2 separate regions of the Homo sapiens genome follow, and region 1 is linked to region 2. Evidence: read pairs that join two places in POLR2A ChIA-PET (ENCODE). Cell type or tissue: A673. All regions are shown on one strand. Each heading gives the region's core, and the rest is flanking DNA. Links, peaks and the distances in the headings are about the cores only.

What was found. Peaks named below come from ENCODE experiments on the same cell type or tissue, not always from the same donor. Only the 100,000 strongest peaks of a DNase experiment are listed, where the experiment ranks them.
Region 1: POLR2A ChIA-PET joins it to region 2 with 5 read pairs; 2 of 35 experiments call an interaction of 5 or more read pairs at or near these places.

Annotation. Positions count from the first base shown.
Region 1 is chr9:133,524,760-133,528,759 of GRCh38, forward strand. MYMK (myomaker, myoblast fusion factor) reads right to left here and starts at 200. Exons shown (of 5, transcript NM_001080483.3): 1 at 1-200. The coding sequence starts at 85. In A673, for the core only: no CTCF peak of the experiment used is centred there; a DNase peak (open chromatin) is centred at 2,052; H3K27ac peaks cover 1,880 bases.
Region 2 is chr9:133,747,781-133,753,118 of GRCh38, forward strand. No RefSeq gene overlaps it. Among named protein-coding and RNA genes, the nearest start is that of SARDH, 12 kb to the left of the region's middle. In A673, for the core only: no CTCF peak of the experiment used is centred there; no DNase peak of the experiment used is centred there.

The DNA of each region.
Region 1 (4,000 bases), core at 1-4,000, 220 kb before region 2:
GCCTCTTGGCCGCGATGCTGACAGTGGGGAGGAAGGCCAGGCTGCTGAGGGTGGGCAGGAGCAGCTTGGCCACCAGCGTCCCCATGGGCCAGGAGGAAAGCACTGGCTGGGGTGGGGAGGGTGCTGGTGTCCCAGGTCCCCAGCACAGGAGCACGAAGTGGGAAGGCCAGCTCCCTTTGGGCAGGGCTCTGATGGCAGCTGCGGGGAGCACCCACAAGAGGGTTTAAATGCCCTTGACGGAGGCGGGGATGTGCGTGCACGTGTCGAGTAACACACGGAGAGGGCCAACAGCTGACATGCCACGTGACCAGCATTTGTCTCTGATTTTTCTTTTCTTTTTCTGAGACAGAGTCTCGCCCTGTCACCCAGGCTGGAGTGCAGTGGTGTGATCTCGGCTCACTGCAACCTCCACCTTCCAGGTTCAAGAGATTCTCCTGCCTTAGCCTCTGGAATAGGTGGGATGACAGGTGCCTGCCACCACACCCAGCTAATTTTTGTATTTTTAGTAGAGACAGGGTTTCACCATGTTGGCCAGGCTGGTCTCAAACTCCTGACCTCAGGTGATCCGCCCACCTTGGCCTCCCAAAGTGTTGGGATTGCAGGCATGAGCCACAGCGCCCGGCCTTCTCTCTTTTTTTTTTTTTTTTGAGGCCAGAGGAGTTAATTCAAGGATTCAGGGAGACCATATTTCTTTTCTCTGAGGCAACAACCTTGGGGAAAAGTCCCCAACAGGACAATCCCTGCCTTCTAGACATTTTCCATCCTGATCCTCCCCCCAGAATGGGAAGCCTGGTGGATGCTGCTGCTTCAGTCACGTGTCCATGGGTGGCCTGAGGTGAGAGAACCCAAGATTTCACCAATTCTAATCCTTAAAAGGACCTTGTAGATAAATCTCCCACCTTACCAGCCCACATATACTTCTCACTCGCCAGCTCTTGCCCCACACAGGTTTCCTTGGTGGCCAGACTAATGAAACTAACGTTCTTTTCTACTTGGTTACACTGTTTCACATTGTAAGTAAACAACCTGGGGCCATCTCTTTTAGTGTTCCAAGCACCAGGCCGGTGCTTGCCCTCTCGGTGTTTCTTCCCTCGTCTATTGACAACAGTTCTTTGGCTGGCCTTCCGGAAATTACCTTCCCTCGTTGTAAGAGGTCTTGCGGGAGCTGTCTGGCAGGGTGCCCCCTATCCCCTGGCCAAGGAATGATGGGTGTGTGTGGTCTGAGCTACCCAGGCAGACTCTCTTTCCCTGGATTGATTGATTGATTTGTTGTTAGCAAAATAACAGCTTTTACTTCCATGCTCTTTTTTCATTGTGATGTAATTCACATAGGACAAAACGCACAGATTTCACCTGTATAGTCTGCTGAAAACGCACCTTTGTAACCAGCACAGTGTCCATCCTCACCACCCAGGATATTCTCTTGAGCCCTTTCCAGTGAGCCCCCTGCAGAGGCAGCCACTGGTATGATTTCTGCCCCCGTACCTGACTGCCTGTCCTAGAACTCCTACAAATGGACCGTGGACTTTTTTGGATCTGGCTTCTTTTGCTCACAATGTCATGTCTGTGCGATTTGTCCCTGTCCTACTCATGGACAGTCCCTTCGGTTGCTGCTGGGTGGTGTCCAGTGTAGTATTCCTGCACCTTTGTTCTCCTGGAAATTAGAATCTGGGGACAGCAAGACCAAGGACCGTCTCAACACTGGCCCCTCCAAGAGAGGCTGCTGGGCCAGTCCTGCTTTGTGAGGCCCGGCTGTTCCACCTTTCCCTCCATGTGGGAGCTCCCACAGACCTTTCCAGAAATCTCTCTTAAGTTGGCTGGAGCCCATTTCTGCTGTTTGCAATGAAACGTCTGACTTGATATGTCTCATTCTGCTGCTTAAGACTCTTCTGAGGCGTCCACAGCCCAAAGGGTGAAGTCCAAGTGCTCACAGAGACCACCAGGCCATCTATGGCCCAGACCCGTTCCCCCAGCCCCCATGCACACTCTCAGACGCTGCCTCCTCTCCTCCCAGCCTCCCACCTCCCCTGCAGGGAGGCACTTCCTGCCCCGCCTGTTCTGGTGAATGCCTCGCTCCCTCTGCCTGCAGCCTAGACAGCCTGTCTGTGGGGAAAGCTTCTGTGATGAACAGCACCCGCCCCCCGCCGGCCCCCAAGGAAAGCTGAGGGGCTCCGCGCAGTGCCCTCCACGCCACGTCGTTCCTGACCCGCCACCTTGGCTGAGATGTTGATGTTGGGTTGTCTGGGCTGTGGCCCCCTTGGACTGCAGGATCCAGGGCCCAGGGCTCTGGCCGGCTGGCTCCCTGCCCCACCCCCGATGCCCAAGCCTGGCACATGGTGGTGTTCAGCACACACTGGCTGAATGAATGACTTTGTTAAAAGAATGAATGAAAGTCCAAGGAGGCGGGGCTGCCGCACACTTCAGTCTGGCCTCTGAGGAGCCCAGTTCCCTCTCCAAATGGGAAAACCAGGCCTGCTGTGTGTGCGGCTCTGGTGGGAGGCGCACGATCCCCTGTGAGCCTGTCACGGCAGGGGCCCTGATCCTCCTTGATCCTCACCTCTCGGCCCCTCGGCTCCCGCTCAGACTGGGCCCCTGTCCCCAGCCCCTAGCCCAGCTTTCAGTAAGAGCGAAAAAGAGTGGTGAGGAAATACAATTCAATGTCAGGTGCTATGAGAGGCAGTGGAGGAGAGAGCTCTCTGGAGCCATAAACCCCGCTCGAAAGCAGGAAAACATTCCACAGTTGGTTTTGTGCATGAGTGTGTGTGTGTGTTTTTTTGCAGCTGTAAACTCCAGGGCCAGGGCTGTAAGCTTGGGGAAGGGAAAAAGCGAAGGGGGAGGAGGTGGAGAAGGGAGCGGAGCTGCACATGTGTTGCAGCGATTAAGGAGAATGGGGGCCGGGAGGGACGTCCCAAAGGGGGGAGACAGGTGGCTGGGCCTGGGGCAGCCTGAGGAGCCCCTGCAGAAGGGCTGGAATGTGAGCTGCCCTCTGAGGGAGGCAGTGGAGTGCAGAACGGAGGTGGGCCGGCGGGGAGCGGGATGTGTGTGGCTCCCGTCCGAGCCCTGGCCGCCTGGACGCAGACCAGCTGGCTTTGGGGAAGGCGTCCAGCTCTGAACAGGACTGAAATGACCCTCGGTTCTCCCTGGAGCAGGGGAAGCGATTGGCCTGGGGAGCTGGGAGAGGGGGAGGCAGAGTGGAAAAGCCAGACCGGCTGCTCTTGGGGGTGTCGCTGCCCCAGGAGACACAGGGTGGGGGGCACAGGATTGGGCCAGGCCGGGAGCCGCTCAACCTGGGCAGGCTCTGAGCCAGCACAGACGTGAGCTGGCACCCCTGTTCCTTCTCACCCCGAAGCCTCCCATGGCCCCTGCCTGCCAGCCCACCATTCAGGAGTCCCCGGCATCCACCCTACTCTCCACCTGCTCTGGGCTTTAGCCAAACCAGATCCCCACAGCCATATGCCCTCCAGACTCTGGGCCTCTGCATGACCTTCTGCCAGGAGACCCTCCCCTGGTTCCCTGTGTAGCCTCAGCTTCTCCTGACCCCCCAGAGGGGTGTGGGCTCTCCCTGCTCAGAATCCCCATGGCACTGAGTGTGTCTTGAAAACCAATCATGTCCACGGATGGACGGTTGGTCAGCGCTGGCCATGTACCAAGGACTCTTCATACCTGTCTCGTTGGGCCCTTCCAGCAGCCGGGAGGTGGGGTGGAGGCCTCTGTTCTCCCCATTTTACAGAAGAGGAGACTGAGGCCCAGGGAGCGGCAGCAGCCCTCCTCTGCCCAGCAGATGGCAGGCCCCAGTGGGCTCCAGCGGGCTGGTCCTGGGCCACGCTGGGGAGCAGGGCCGCCCTGCACTCCCCTTCCCTCACCCCCACAGCCGCAGGAGCGCCCCTGCTTTATAGAGGCGCTGAAATGCCTGGAATGCCAGGCAGCTCCCGCCTCCCAACAGCTGTCTGTCTGCCCGGCCCAGGAGGGCTGGCCGGCTGCTGCGTTTGCGTCCTCTACA
Region 2 (5,338 bases), core at 802-4,801:
ATGCTTTGATACAGTTATGCAATATGAAATAGGCACATCATGGAGAATGGGGTATAAATCCCCTCAAGTATTTATCCTTTGAGTTACCAAAAATCCAATTACACTAAGTTATTTTAAAGTGTACAATTAAGTTAATTTGACTTCTACCTTTCCATTGTGGTTGCCCTTTATATCTTTCTCTTGTCTGATTGTTCTAGCTATGACTTCTAGTACTATGTTGAACAACAGTGATGACAGTGGCATCCTTGTCATGTTCCAGATTTTAGAGGAAAGGGTTTCAGTTTTTCCCCATTCAGTATAATCCTAGCTGTGGGTCTTTTGTATATGGCTTTTATTATGTTGAGGTATGTTCCTTCTATCCCCAGTTATTTTTTTGTTTGTTTTTTGGTTTTTTGTTGTTTTTTTTTCTTTGAGATGGAGTCTCGCTCTGTTGCCCAGGCTGGAGTGCAGTGGCACGATCTCCGCTCACTGCAAACTCCGCCTCCCAGGTTCATGCCATTCTCCTGCCTCAGCCTCCTGAGTAGCTGGGACTACAGGTGCCCACCACCACACCTGGCTAATTTTTTGTATTTTTAGTAGAGACAGGGTTTCACCATGTTAGCCGGGATGGTCTTGATCTCCTGACCTCGTGATCCACCCACCTCGGCCTCCCAAAGTGCTGGGATTACAGGCGTAAGCCACTGCGCCCAGCCCTTCTATCCCTAGTTTTTAATTTTTTTTTAAAATTATGAAGGGACATCGAATTGTATTAAATGCTTTTTCAGCAGTAGCAATTGAAATGGTCATATGGTTTATATTCTTCATTCTGTTGATATGTATCACGTTAATTGATTTGCATATGTTGAACCATTTGCATATGATGTATCCCACTTGGTCGTGATGAATGATCTTTCTAATGTATTGTTGAATTTGGTTCGTTAGTATTTTACTGAGGACTGTTATATCAATATTCATCAGAGATATTGGCCTGTAGTTTTCTTTTTATGATGTGTCTTTGTCTGGTTTCAGTATCAAGGTAATACTGGCCTCATAGAATTACTTTGAAAGTATGCTCTTACTGAATTGACCCCCTCATCATTATATAGTGACCTTGTCTCATACTATAGTTTTTGTCTTGAAATCTATTTTGTCTGATATAAGTATAGCAACTCCTGCTCTTTGGTTTCCATGGAATATCTTTTTCCATCCATTTATTTTAAATCTCTGTGTATTTTTATAGGTGAAGTATGTTTCTTGTAGGCAACAGGTCAATGGTCCTGTTTGTTCATCCATTCAGCCAGTCTATGTCTTTCAATTGGAGCGTTTAGTCCATTTACATTCAGTGTTATTATTGATAAGTAAGGGCTTATTCCTGCCATTTTGTTTTCTGATTGTTTTGTGGTCTTCTCCTTCTTCTATCTTTCCTCCCTGTCTTCCTCTAGTGAAGGTGATTTTCTCTGGTGATATGATTTAGTTTCTTGCTTTTTATATTTTGTGTACCCATTGTATGTTTTTTGGTTTGAGGTTACCATAAGACTTGCAAATACTATCTTATAACCCATGATTTTAACCTGATAACAACTTAACACTATCTGCATAAACGAATAAGCAAAAAGAAAACTAATAAAGACTCTATGCCTTCACTTCATCCCTGTTTTTTAACTTTTTGTTGTTTCTATTTATATTTTATTATACTGAATATGTCCTGGAAAGTTATTGTAGTTATTCTTTCTGATTGGTTCATTGTTTCATCTTTCTACTTAGGATAAGAGTAGTTTACACACCACAGTTACAGTGTTATAACATTCTGTGTTCTTCTGTGTATTTACTATTACCAGTGAGTTTTATACCTTCAGGTGATCATTTATTGCTCATTAATGTTCTTTTCCTTCTGATCAAATTACTCCCTTTAGCATTTCTTGTAGGACAGGTCTGGTGTTGGTGAAATCCCTAAGCTTTTGTTTGTCTGGGAAAGTCTATTTCTCCTTCATGTTTGAAGGATATTTTCACTGGATATACTAGGGTAAAAGGTTTTTGTGTTTTTTTTTCCTTCACCACTTTAAGTATGTCATGCCTCTGTCTCCTGGCCTGTAAGGTTTCTACTGAAAAGTCTGCTGCCAGACGTATTGGAGCTCCATTGTATGTTATTTGTTTCCTTTCTCTTGTGGCTTTTAGGATCTTTTCTTTGTCCTTGACCTTTGGGATTTTGATTATTAAATGCCTTGAGGTAGTTTTCTTTGGGTTAAATCTGCTTGGTGTTCTATAACCTTCTTGTACTTGGATATCAATCTCTTTCTTTAGGTTTGGGAAGTTCTCTATTATCCCTTTGAATAACTTTCTACCCCTATATGTTTCTCTACCTCCTCTTCAAGGCTAATAACTCTTAGATTTGCCCCCTTTGAAGCTATTTTCTAGATCCTGTAGGGGTGCTTCATTGCTTTTATTCTTTTTTGTCTCCTCTGACTGTGTATTTTCAAATAGCCTGTATTCGAGCTCACTAATGCTTTCTTCCGCTTGATCAATTCTGATGGTAAAGGATCCTGGTGCAATCTTCAGTATACCAATTGCATTTTTCAGCTTCAGAATTTCTGCTTGATTCTTTTAAATTATTTCAGTATCTTTGTTAAATTTATCTGATATAATTCTGAACTCCTTCTCTGTGTTTATCTTGAATTTCTTTAAGTCTCCTCAACACAGCTATTTTGAATTCTCTGTCTGAAAGGTCACATATCTCTGTTTTTCCAGAATTGGTTCCTGGTGCCTTATACTTAGTTCATTTGGTGAGGTCATGTTTTCCTGGATGCGGTTGATGCTAGTAGATGTTTTTTGGCGTCTGGGCATTGAAGAGTTAGGTATTTATTATAGTCTTCTCTGTCTGGGCTTATTTGTAGCCATCCTTCTTGGGAAGGCTTTCCAGATTTTGAAAATACTTGGATGTCGTGATCTAAGCTGTATCTGCTTTAGGGGGCACCCCAAGCTTAGTAATTCTGTGGTTCTTGCAGACTCGTAGAGGTACTGCCTTGATGGTCTTGGAAAAGATCCAGGAGAATTCTCTGGATTATCAGGCAGAGACTCTTGTTCTCTTCCCTTTCTTTCTCCCAAACAAACAGAGTCTCTCTCTCTCTGTTCTGAGTCACCTAAAGCTGGGGATGGAGTGACAAAAGCACCCCTGTGACCACCACCACTATGACTGCACTGGGTCAGACCTGAAGCCAGTACAGCACTGGGTCTTGCCCAAGGCCTGCTGCTCTAAACTCCATGGCTATTGCCTATGTTCACTCAAGGCCCTGGGGCTCTACAATCGGAAGGTGGCAAAGCCAGCTAGGCCTGTGTCTTTCCCTTCAGGGCAGCAAGGTCCCCTAGGCCTCAGGTGGGTCCAGAGGTGCCATCTGGGAGTCAGGGACTAGCGTCAAAAAGTTTAGAAGTCTACCTGGTGTTCTACTGTATTGTGGCTGAGCTGGCACTCAAACCACAAGCAGCAGTCCTTCCCACTCTTCCCTCTCCTTTCCAAAGGCAGAGGAGCCTCACCCCATCCACCACCACCCCAGGCCGTGAGGAGTACTGCCAGACTACCAGCCAATGTTCCCTTAAGACCCAAGGTCTCTTAAGTCAGGTCGTGGTGAATGCTGCCTGGCCTGGGACTCACTGTTCAGGGCAATGGGCTCTCCTCTGGCCCAGGACACATCCAGAAACGCTGTCCAAGAGTCAAGTCCTGGAATCGAGGACCTCAAGGGCCCATCTGGCGCTCTACCCCACTGTGGCCGTGCTGGTACTTGAAGCCAGCAAGTCTCAGAGGCTCACCCAAGGCCCTCAACTTATAGTACCTGGGTATCACTGCTGGTTATTGAGGGCCCAAGGGCTCTTCAGTTAACAGGCGATTGAGAATGCTTCCAGGACTGGGTCCTTCCCTTCAAAGTAGCAGGTTCCCTTCTGACCCAGGGTGTGTCCAGAAATGTCATCTGGGAGCTTGGCCTGGAACAGGGACCTCACGACTCTGACCAGTGCCCTATCCTGTTGTGGCTGAGCTGGTATCCAAGATGCAAAACAAAGTCCTCCCCACTCTTCCTTGTCCTCTCCTCAAGCGGAAGAAAGGGGTCTCTTTTAGACCCACAAGCTGTGCAGCCTAGGATTAAGGGAGGGCTGACGCCAGAACCCTCTTGGCTGCCCCAGCTGGTGTCTCAGTATGTTGCATGCTCCCCTGCCCCCTGCCCCACGAGTCCACTGTCTCTGGGCCTAGTTCAGCACTGGGACTCACCTAAGAGTTGCAGTCCTTATGTTGAAGACCTAGATTACCTCTCAAGTTTACTTGCAGACACAAACCCAGTGTCTCTTCAAATATTGCTTCTTATCCATTCTACTTCCTCATCCATTTTACTTTCTTCTTCTGGAATTTGTCTAAATTATATGTACATTGGAACTTCTCCTTCCATCTCCGTCTTCATTAGTTTCATCTCTGCATCGTCAAGGATGTCATTAGAACTATTTTCCAGTTCACCGATTCTTTCTTGTCCAATCCAAGGTTAAACCCATACATTATGATGTAAATATCTGTGGTACAAAAGGGCTGCTTGACCCTGAGAGCTCACTGTGATAAACAGCGAGACACCAAGGGCCATTTTCCTTCTCTCAGAGAGGCTGCTCCAAAATCCAGCTTCCCCCAGGACCAAGAACTTCCTTCTGTTAGCAAAGGGAGCTACAAGTTCCCCTGCACTCCAAGGTCCTAGGGGGCTGGGCAGCAGGCATTCTCTGAAAGCTCCCAGAAGCCACTGGAACCCAAGTCGTTTCCTGTTTCCTCCACCTGACAAGCCATTTTCTCATGTTTGCGCTATAAGAAGGTAGTCATGGGGTGGAGGCGACAGTGTCTTTCTCTGGAATGCAAACCCACTGTGTGTCTAACAGTGGCATTGGCCTTCCTGCACGCCTAGTAAATGTCCCCCCAACTGCACCTCTTCCTTGGGCCACACCATGCGATGTGGCATCCATTCCAAATCCAATTTCCTGCCAGTTCCAACCGAGATTTTGCAGCACTAGAAGTTCTGCTTGATCTTTTCCCAACCGACTTGGTTATTTTCAGAGTTTCTTGCTCTTTACACGTATTTCCAATCCTTTCTATTCTGCATCACACACAACTATTTTGTATTCTACTTCTGTGGATCTGATTCTGCACCCCGTGGTTTTTGCTGCCACTGTGCGGTGCATCTTGTTTCCTTGGATGATCTATGCTTTTTGACAGTTAATGTGTATTTCTTAGAACATTACCTCTGGGGATTATTTGAGGCTGAAAGTGGATTTGCATTTCCTTTTTCCAGGCACCCAGGAGAGCCAAAAATCCCCGTATTCTACTTTAAACTCTTAGCTC